2 separate regions of the Homo sapiens genome follow, and region 2 is linked to region 1. Evidence: read pairs that join two places in POLR2A ChIA-PET (ENCODE). Cell type or tissue: CD4-positive, alpha-beta T cell. All regions are shown on one strand.

Region 1 (5,000 bases):
TGGCACTTACTACCAAAAACTGTTGTGAGGGTTAAATCGGTGAATCCATTTAAGGGGTTAGAATAGGGCCTGCCATGCACTCCCTGCACACTAAATGGTAGCTGCTATTGTCACAGTTACTCCTCATCACCGATCAGTGTTTGGACAGAGGGCCTGGTTCTGGCTTTGTGAAGAATTGTCAGGACAGATTTGGTGCTGTCTCACTACAGCACATGTGAGTGTGAGTCTAAGGAGATTTACTGAAAGCTGTAATTCTAAACCCTGAAGGGCCCTGAGGCCTTAGCAAAGACTGTGGGAAATTTGTAGAGGACACCAGAGAGTCATTGCTTTCACTTACACGATTATTGCTTCACCGGTCTTTTCCCACCCATCAGTGCAAAACAAATCCACAGCATAATAAGAAACATGCATGGAGGTTGGGTCAAGAAGGCAGAGAAGAGCAGAAATCAGCCACAGACCGGTCCTGCTGTTCAGCCTATCCTGTTAATAACCTGCGTTGCCACCCCCTCTTTCCTTCTGGGACTAAATGAGCCACAAGCATGTGAATACACAAGCACACATGATTCTCACAGCCACTTAAAGGAGTGCCTGTTTCTGACCAGGCTGAGCTGTTTCCTTGGGTCAGACAGGGTGATTTTCTTGACTGCAGGCTCTGGACTAAGCATGAGGCACACGTCTTCAGAACAGGGACTGGACCATGATGTTGCCTGGAACGTGGACACCTCCCTGCCCTTCTCTCAGTTTTCACTAGTACATTTAAGCCGGGGAATGAGGCAGAACAGTTGGTTAACCTAGTCATCTACCCACCTAGATATGTATAATTCCCTTCTCAGCCCACATGCCATGTACTACGCTAACCAGCCATTCCCCAGTGGCCATTCCAAATATATTTAAGAACATATTGTTTCTAGATTTATGGTCACTGTAGTAAATCAACTGGAAAGAATCTTATTACCTTAGAAAACACAGCTGGGAATTCACATCTCTTTCCTTAAGCATTTGTCAGGCACTGTCTCTTCTCACCTACGTCTAACTTGCACCCTGATAGTAAATGAAACAAATTAACACTCTGTTAATTTGCCAGAGTGGTCAGGGAGATGATGGGGTGCTTGCGAGAGGCCCTCACTTCCAGAAGGAAAACATGCACTAGCCCACACCCTCAAATCTAATTGAGAGTTCCCCATAGTAAGCCTGACCACCCAGGAGAGCTCCTCTTCCTGGGGCCAAATTCCAGTTTCTAATTCACAAATAAGCAGAGTCTCCTTAATCATTGCACTCAGAGAGCACAGGTCTTGGGTCTGAGCTCCAGTTCTACACCAACTAAACCCTGCACTTAGATAAATCGCCTCTTGGAGGTCATTTCAGTTTTAAATTGTGGGTGGTCATAGTACCCATCTCCTATAATGACATCATGAATGCAAATGCATATTACAGACAGGAAGTGTAAAACAAATATGAAAAGTTCTTGTTGATACTTTTCATTAGAACATATAGATGCAAAAGACTAAGGCGTAGAATGGAACACTCTTATCTATTCATAGCTAGTGCTGAAGATGATGCCAGATAATACATAAACAGGCTAGGAGCACTGGATTGCACTAAACATTGTAGTATCATCAAGTTAAAAAATGAAAGGCAAATCAGAGGAGTAACGCCTTTGTGAACAGGCAAATGTCCCTTTCCACGACACTAAAAGCTCTAACCTTCCCATTTGCCCTTTTTCAGGAGACAATCATTCTAGTTTCATGCCCTTTATCATCTTAGTTGTTCCTACTGAGTGAAAAGTCATCTGGCGAGGTTTGCAACCTAGTACATTTCCTAAGAGGCTTTGTTCATGACAAGGCTGCTTTACTAATCTCAGGAAGCTTCAAGTTTTCTCAAATTTCCAGTTGTAAGTGAAAAATGTACTGGATTGTCTCCCTTTTATATGTTAAAATAATGAGGCATTATTTCAGCACCACCCTTCCCTGTTTCTTTGTTCTAAAAATATAACTCAAGGATTCTGCCAGGTGTTAATTAATCTTCATTAGTCTCTGGAGGGCAGGCAAAGACCTAAGAATTGAGAAATTAAAGCACAAATGTTTAAACAATTAGTATAGAGACTTATCCAAGGTCACCAAATGAGTAACAGAGAAAACGCAGAATCCATGGCTTTCTGATCTTGTCCCCAAAATCCCCCAGGAGAACCATCTTGCATAAATACTTGCATGGCCAACATTTGTAAGAGCAGATGTTTTATCAAGCCAGCTGTACAGCAAGGCCCACCCTTGCCTATCTATTCCTATCTGCTTTTATTATGCTTTGGGGCTCTCGCATGATAAGACCTCCCATATGGTACTTGTATTAACATTAAATAATGGCCATTGTATTGTGTATACTATCACCATAGAAATATTTACTTAGTTGAACACAGACACCGGTCAAGCATGGTGATTAAAAACAAGCTAATCATAAAAACCATTCATGCTCACATCTATTTATAAAATCTGTTTCACTTGTGCCAGTTAAGTATAGGCTTTGTTCTAAACAAACACACGCAAACCTTCTGCACACCCAGAACCATGAAAGGCACCCCTCCTCCCTCTGCAGAAAGCCAGGCTGTGGGGAATGGCCCTATGTGAAGCATCAAGCGTGTGTCTGAGGCTCAACTAGGCTCCTCTGCAGCTGGAGCTGGGCCTGCTGTTGACTTTTACTTTCTTGCTCCTTCATCTCCTCACACTGACACCCTGCCTGGGGTCTCTCAGCCCTCTCATTCTCAAACTACGGTGAGCTCAAAGGCAGCTGGGGTTTTTGTAGTAACTGCAGATACTCCAGATCCACTCATGAGATCTTGTTTGAACTGCTCTGGATGAAATCTAAGATATGATATTCTCAGGAAACACTCAGGTGGTTCTGGTCTTGGGGTCCACATTCTCCACTTGAGAAACGGCCTCTCTAGGGGCATTTCTTGGGACCTCTTGCCTCCTGCCACTCCTTGCCCACAGCAGTCATTGTGGGGTCATCGCTGACACTGCCGAGGGCTGCCTTTAATGCCCTTAAATTTTATTTCAATGGACACCAGTGTTTGTTATAAATGTGTTCCTTAAGTCGTGTGCAGTAAAGTGCATGAGAGCCTGGGCTTTGGAGTCAGAGAATTTGAGCTTTGCTTTGCACTTTGCTGATCATGTGGCCTGGTAAAAACTGTCTAACTCTTTGAGTCCCCATTTTTTTTTTTAACATTTAAAATGGGAATGATAATAGGACTTGCCTCACTGAGGTGATGTAAGGGTGGTGACAATAATACACTTAGAGGATGCAGTGCCTGGCACACCATTTAGGCTACCAACATCACCAGTTGGGAAATAAATTGAGTTGAACTGAGTGGTCCTTTTGGATCAAGGTATTAGAAAATGCCACCTCAGGAAATGTGATGTAAAGAAAAAGACAGAGATGACCTGAATTTGATACCCAGCTCTGCTACCAGAAGGCTGAGTGGCTTTGGCCACATCCTTCTTCCCCTCTGGAAGAAGTTTATAAGATGTTATCTATGAAATTAGGGGACAGGTCCAGAGCAGTGGTTTCCAAACATTATGAACAGGGAAATCCCTTCCAAATATCAATACAGTCATAAAACATACTATAGTTTTTATACTCATGATGGCTCATTGACACTTAATAGCAAAAGGATTTTATGTATTTTGTAATTTTAAAAAATGAATTTACCTTTATTAATTCCAGTCTCATTTACATTTATTTGGGAAATAGTCCTGCTGGTTTTGTATTTTGTATAAGTGGTATTATTTCTAAGACAACAACATTAGGCGAATCGTGAAAGAACTCCACTGCCCCTGGTAGTCACAGACTTTCAGAGTGGGAGCCCCTGGTCCAGACCATTGGTTTTTTATAGATCCCTCCTGTTAACAAAGGCAGTTGTGGAAACTCAAACTCTGAAACAGACACTCTCAGAACTGTTCTGGAAATAGGAGCTGAGGGCCTAATTTAGTTGTCTTCTTTCTCTTCCCTCACTCCTCATCTTCAGCCAGGAAAGATCTGCAAGGCAGTTTTGTTAATTTCCTAGTAACTGAGCACCTCCTGTAGGCAGGCACAGTGCTAGATGCATAGGTTATGTCAGAGAACAAAGCTTCATGCCATCGGGGGCTTCTTTCTAGTGGCCGCGTGCCTCTGAGGTCACTGGCCTGACTTGTCTCCATGTTGGCTCTTACTGTCTGATGCTAGATTCCTGGGCAGACCCAGGATAAATAAGTGAAGCTTGCCTTTGGTCACTGGCTCCTCTTTTGCCTCCTTCTTTTCTGTTTTTTATTGTTTCTTTCTCCACCTAGGTCACATTTTTCCAGGACCAGGAACTGTGTTTGTGATTAGGGACAAACATCTTTCTCCTTCCAGGCTTTGGTTCCCATATTTAGGAAACAAGGGCTGATCCCTAGAGCTACAAGACCCCATCTAACTCTGTAATTGAGTCTAATTAATTCAGCAGAAATAATAGTACCTCATTTAGCCCAACTCTCTTATTCTTCCCCCAGACACTCAAATAGACACTTGGTGGTTTTAGAAACAAGCCAGGCAATGGTAATTAACTTTGAGGCTGTGTTTGACGGGCAAAGTCTAACACTACTATCTCTTTCCAAATGTGAATATTTTAGTCCCTACAACAGACACCCAGGAATATTTTATCTTTAGGCCAAGCAGAGGGGATCTATGGAGAGTGATAGCTATGAAGGCCAAGTATTGGCATCAAGAGCTTCTGAAATACATGGCTGTTAGATGCAAGACAGAAAAAAAGAAATTGCTTCTCAACCCATAGCGCCAATCAAACTGCCCTATAATTCTTTTTCTTGTCTGGTATCCATGTGCAGAACTGTGTACTCAAGAAATATTTGTTGAATGAGTGAGCAGACTCTATTTCTGTTCTTCTTCTTCTTTTTTTTCTTTTTACTTGGTTCTACCCATCATTCATCAGCTGGCTCTGCACTGGGAAGGAAAGCACACTATATTGGGCAGAT
Region 2 (5,000 bases), 170 kb before region 1:
AGGAATGAAGGAAACGAGTGTAGAGCGTCACTCACAGTGTCTGCGGCGTAGTAGGTGCACCGTCAAGCATAGCACTCATTAGTTTTTCTCTGTCAGGGTCTAAGGCAACCCCCTCTCCTCCGAGGCTTCTTTTACATAGCTTTGGGATAGAATGGTTTTCTTCATGTCTCTCTTCAGTCTCTATAGTTATCGTGAGTTTCTCCAAGAAACCTATTCTGTGACCAGGGCTCTGGCAGCTGCATTTCTTGAGAGCGATTTGCTGTTTTACTTCTTTGTGCCTGTTAGGATGGCTTCTCAGTGGATTCCTCTGAGAATGTCACGGTTAGTTTTGTGAGCCCAGGCAGAAAACAAGTAGCTCATGACTTTAGGCAACTCCCAAGAAACCTGCAAATGTCCCTGAGTTGAATACGAAACGGTTTTTATTGAATGAAAGTAGAAACAGAGGAAGCTACGGCTTTACCAGTGCGGCCCTCTGGGCTGTTGTTCGAATGTTACTTTATTTTATAGGCATTCACTGAGCCATTTTATTGTGGAATACATGTAAGGTATTTCTTGCAAGATAGTTTTAAAGAGCTAATGGTCCATTCTCAGAAAGAGGAGGTAGAGCTATTTCATGTTTTCATATTTAGCGTGGCAAGTGCTGAGAGGAGCCTTGGAAACCACCATTAGGAAGTTGTTACTGGAGGAGGACTTCCTTTGGCTGTGGGATGATAGCTCGTGTCAGTAGCTGTTTCTTTACTTCATTGGAGGTTGCCCTGGTCCTTTGAGTCTAAAGGCCTGGGTACTAGACCCAGAACCACCATTTCGCTAACCGTGGCTCAGAGCAAAGTCACAGTACTTTGCTGAGCACTTTTTCTGCACCATTAGAAAGGAAGCCGTAAGACCACTTGTGCCTCTCCTTACAGCAGAGGGTTGGGTGTGGATTTTAGGAGCAAGCACAACGATGCATGTGAAAATGTCTTGTAGAAATATGAGATACAACAAGACATTACCCTTATGGATTATGAAGGCAATTTCTTTTTTAGATTGAGAGGGAACTTAAAGTTTGTTTCCTGTTAAATCTCAGTTTACTTTGGATCAGACAAATTTGCAACTCCGGTGAAAAATTAGAGCCTTAGTGAGCAAAGCTTTCCTGTAGGAGCTGGTGCTTCCTGGGCTGTATCCAGAGACATGGACTGGGTCTTTCCCAGTCCCGCTCTGCCCAGTTTGTTTATGTTATAAGGGGCAGTGTAACAAGAAGCATGGACTTTTGAACCCCTATTTGTCTCTCCACCGACACCTATAAATTAAGAATCACTGGTGGCATTGTCATTTCAGATGAGAAAAGTATCCTCAAAGGAAATCGGTGTGATATAAACCTTTTAGCATAGAATAAATTGACTGTCAGAGTGTTGATGGCTAAGACAGAGAAGTGTGTGTGTGTGTGTGTGTGTGTGTGTGTGTGTGTGTGTGTCTAATTTAGAATATACTGAACCTATGCAGAATTTCTGACAGTCCTCATCTGACCCCTGAGGATTTTCTGGGTGGCACGTTAATTCCTCAAATAGTAATGATGCTTTTTTTTTTTTTTCCTTTGGGTGCTTTCCTGTAAGTGGACTGGAAGGGCAGGGTGGTGGCAGTGGAGAGAAATATTATGACTGAACAGATATTTAACATCTATTTCCTTGTAAGAGGGCCGGAGGATAGTGATCCTTCTTACTCACAAATCAGGGGCCACAGGCTCCCTACTACAGAGCAGTGCTTATGAGCCATAACTTGTGTTTGGAACTGGCAAAGACATTCATTCCTTCGTTAATATGTTTCTTACTTCTGAAGGCAAAAATAATGACTTAGTTTTTGCAGGTGTAAAAGATTATGCTGCCTTAGAATATCCCAGAGGATAGGCACAGTGTTCTCTTTCTAGAATTTGTTTAGCAATAAAAATGAACCGATCCTTAAGTTAATCAAAATAAAGCACTTGACACATTTTCTTCCATGCTTTTGTTTTATAGGGAGGCCTTTGTCTTTTCTATCTGTTCGAGCTCATAACACTTCCTCCGACATGTGCACTGTCTGTTGCCTTCATTTTCTCCTGGCTGGATGGGCTGAGAGAAGAGGGATGTGGGAGTGCCGTGTGTGGGGATTAGCTGCGTAGAGTGCTGAATATCTGGTGTAATGATTCACAATGGCTTGTGTTTCTAGGCAGTGGACCAATCCAGCTATGGCAGTTTCTTCTGGAATTACTCACTGATAAATCCTGTCAGTCTTTTATCAGCTGGACAGGAGATGGCTGGGAATTCAAACTTTCTGACCCAGATGAGGTAAGGAAGGAGGGGCTTGCGAGTACTGTGTTGAGGAAGGATGAGAGAAAACTCCTGGAAGGGGTGGCGTGGGCCTGAATGACGTGTTCCAGGATTGGGATTCCCAGCTCTGCCACTTGCCACCCGGAGCAAGCTAGGTAGCCTGTCTGAGCTCCAGGTTCATTATTTGGAAAATAGAGAAAAGATCTATGTTACCCCATTTGTCTTACAGGATTAGCTGATAGAAGGCATTAACGTGCCTGGCAGTAGGTCAGTTATCACCCATAGAGCTGCCTCCTGTGACTTAGCCTCTTCCTAGCCCGGTGGCTCTGTGAGTGTGAAAGGGGCCAGACAGTTCAAGAGGCCTTGGGAGATTGGCTCATTAGTTTCTTATTTCATTACACACATGTTTATGGAGTAGTGGTTCCGTGCCATGCCCAATTCTGAGGATAAAAAACAATGAACAGGAGAGACAACATCTTTGTTCTGGCAGACATGAGAAAATATTTGTGCCCTGGTATGGAAAAAAAACACTTCCTGTTGATGAAAGGCAGGTATGATTGCAGCTCAGCTCCTCCGCTTCACACTTCCCTGTTAGATTTCATGCTTGCAAAGCAAGGAGATTTTACTAATAATATGCGGAAAGAGGAGAATGTATAGTGTGGCTTTTTGTTTGTTTTTTAAAGTCACATATTTAATCCTAGTTCAGGGTCACTGTGTTTTCATCAACTTAAAGAATCATTGTGACTCCCATCCTTGCCCAACCCATGAAAAATGGAATTCAGGAGATAGGCCCGAAAAATATTTTCTATATCTACATGAATCTCAAATCATCTTACTTGAGCATCATGGGTCACCATGAATGGGTATAGCATAGGCATAGAAACATATATATTTGGCCTGTCTTGTAGATTTTTGCCTACTCCTCCTTTATTTTTCTTTTTAAATTTCAGGTGGCCAGGAGATGGGGAAAGAGGAAAAACAAACCTAAGATGAATTATGAGAAACTGAGCCGTGGCCTACGCTACTATTACGACAAAAACATCATCCACAAGACAGCGGGGAAACGCTACGTGTACCGCTTTGTGTGTGACCTGCAGAGCCTGCTGGGGTACACCCCTGAGGAGCTGCACGCCATGCTGGACGTCAAGCCAGATGCCGACGAGTGATGGCACTGAAGGGGCTGGGGAAACCCTGCTGAGACCTTCCAAGGACAGCCGTGTTGGTTGGACTCTGAATTTTGAATTGTTATTCTATTTTTTATTTTCCAGAACTCATTTTTTACCTTCAGGGGTGGGAGCTAAGTCAGTTGCAGCTGTAATCAATTGTGCGCAGTTGGGAAAGGAAAGCCAGGACTTGTGGGGTGGGTGGGACCAGAAATTCTTGAGCAAATTTTCAGGAGAGGGAGAAGGGCCTTCTCAGAAGCTTGAAGGCTCTGGCTTAACAGAGAAAGAGACTAATGTGTCCAATCATTTTTAAAAATCATCCATGAAAAAGTGTCTTGAGTTGTGGACCCATTAGCAAGTGACATTGTCACATCAGAACTCATGAAACTGATGTAAGGCAATTAATTTGCTTCTGTTTTTAGGTCTGGGAGGGCAAAAAAGAGGTGGGTGGGATGAAACATGTTTTGGGGGGGGATGCACTGAAAATCTGAGAACTATTTACCTATCACTCTAGTTTTGAAGCAAAGATGGACTTCAGTGGGGAGGGGCCAAAACCGTTGTTGTGTTAAAATTTATTTTATTAAATTTTGTGCCAGTATTTTTTTTCTTAAAAATCGTCTTAAGCTCTAAGGTGGTCTCAGTATTGCAATATCATGTAAGTTTGTTTTTATTTGCCGGCTGAGGATTCTGTCACAATGAAAGAAAACTGTTTATATAGACCCCATTGGAAAAGCAAAACGCTCTCACTGAGATCAGGGATCCCAAATTCATGGGACTTATATAAGAAGGACAATTAATGCTGATTTGGGTACAGGGGAATTATGTGTGTGAATGTCATCTACAATTAAAAAAAATTAGCACATCCCTTTACTTACTTGTTATCAGTGGATTCTCGGGGTTTGGACTTAATGTTGAGCTAAGAAGCATTAAGTCTTTGAACTGAATGTATTTTGCATCCCTGGTTTTGGACGACAGTAAACGTAGGAGCACTGTTGAAGTCCTGGAAGGGAGATCGAAGGAGGAAGATTGACTTGGTTCTTTCTTAGTCCTATATCTGTAGCATAGATGACTTGGAATAAAAGCTGTATGCATGGGCATTACCCCTCAGGTCCTAAGAAATAAGTCCTGAATGCATGTCGTTCCAAACTAACACTCTGTAATTTTTCTTTTATGTCTTATTTTCCAAGAGTCCTCCATTTTTTGCACCCCCTCACCGCCAACTCTGTTATTCAGTAGAGAGAAGTGTACGGCTTTCTGATTGGTGAGTGAAAAAGTAACTTGAGACACGACCTAAGTTGAAGAGTTTAGACTTGCTGAGTTTTAGAAGTGATGGAAATTAAGAGAGCATTTCAATAAAATGTGACTTGGCTGTCTTTGGAAGAGAAGTGCAAGGCTTTCCTTTGAAGAATTTAAATTAGTCCGGTAGGATGTCAGGTGAGACTGTGTATGCAAAATGAATGGCACAGGTGATGCCAGGGCCTCTTGCTTGGGTCTGATGTCTTGGCACAGGGTAAGTGAAGGTTAATTCCAGAAGAGAGGAATGACTTGAAGGCAA

What was found. Peaks named below come from ENCODE experiments on the same cell type or tissue, not always from the same donor. Only the 100,000 strongest peaks of a DNase experiment are listed, where the experiment ranks them.
Region 2: POLR2A ChIA-PET joins it to region 1 with 6 read pairs; 12 of 35 experiments call an interaction of 5 or more read pairs at or near these places.

What each region holds. Positions count from the first base shown.
Region 1 is chr11:128,294,825-128,299,824 of GRCh38, reverse strand. LOC124902786 (a long non-coding RNA gene) reads right to left here. Exons shown (of 2, transcript XR_007062945.1): 2 at 3,676-5,000. Among named protein-coding and RNA genes, the nearest start is that of LINC02098, 89 kb to the right of the region's middle. In CD4-positive, alpha-beta T cell, no CTCF peak of the experiment used is centred here; a DNase peak (open chromatin) is centred at 2,614; H3K27ac peaks cover 3,087 bases.
Region 2 is chr11:128,460,809-128,465,808 of GRCh38, reverse strand. ETS1 (ETS proto-oncogene 1, transcription factor) reads left to right here. Exons shown (of 10, transcript NM_001143820.2): 9 at 2,182-2,300; 10 at 3,233-5,000. The coding sequence ends at 3,448. Among named protein-coding and RNA genes, the nearest start is that of MIR6090, 59 kb to the left of the region's middle. In CD4-positive, alpha-beta T cell, no CTCF peak of the experiment used is centred here; DNase peaks (open chromatin) are centred at 28, 698 and 2,728; H3K4me3 peaks cover 1,242 bases; H3K27ac peaks cover 4,238 bases.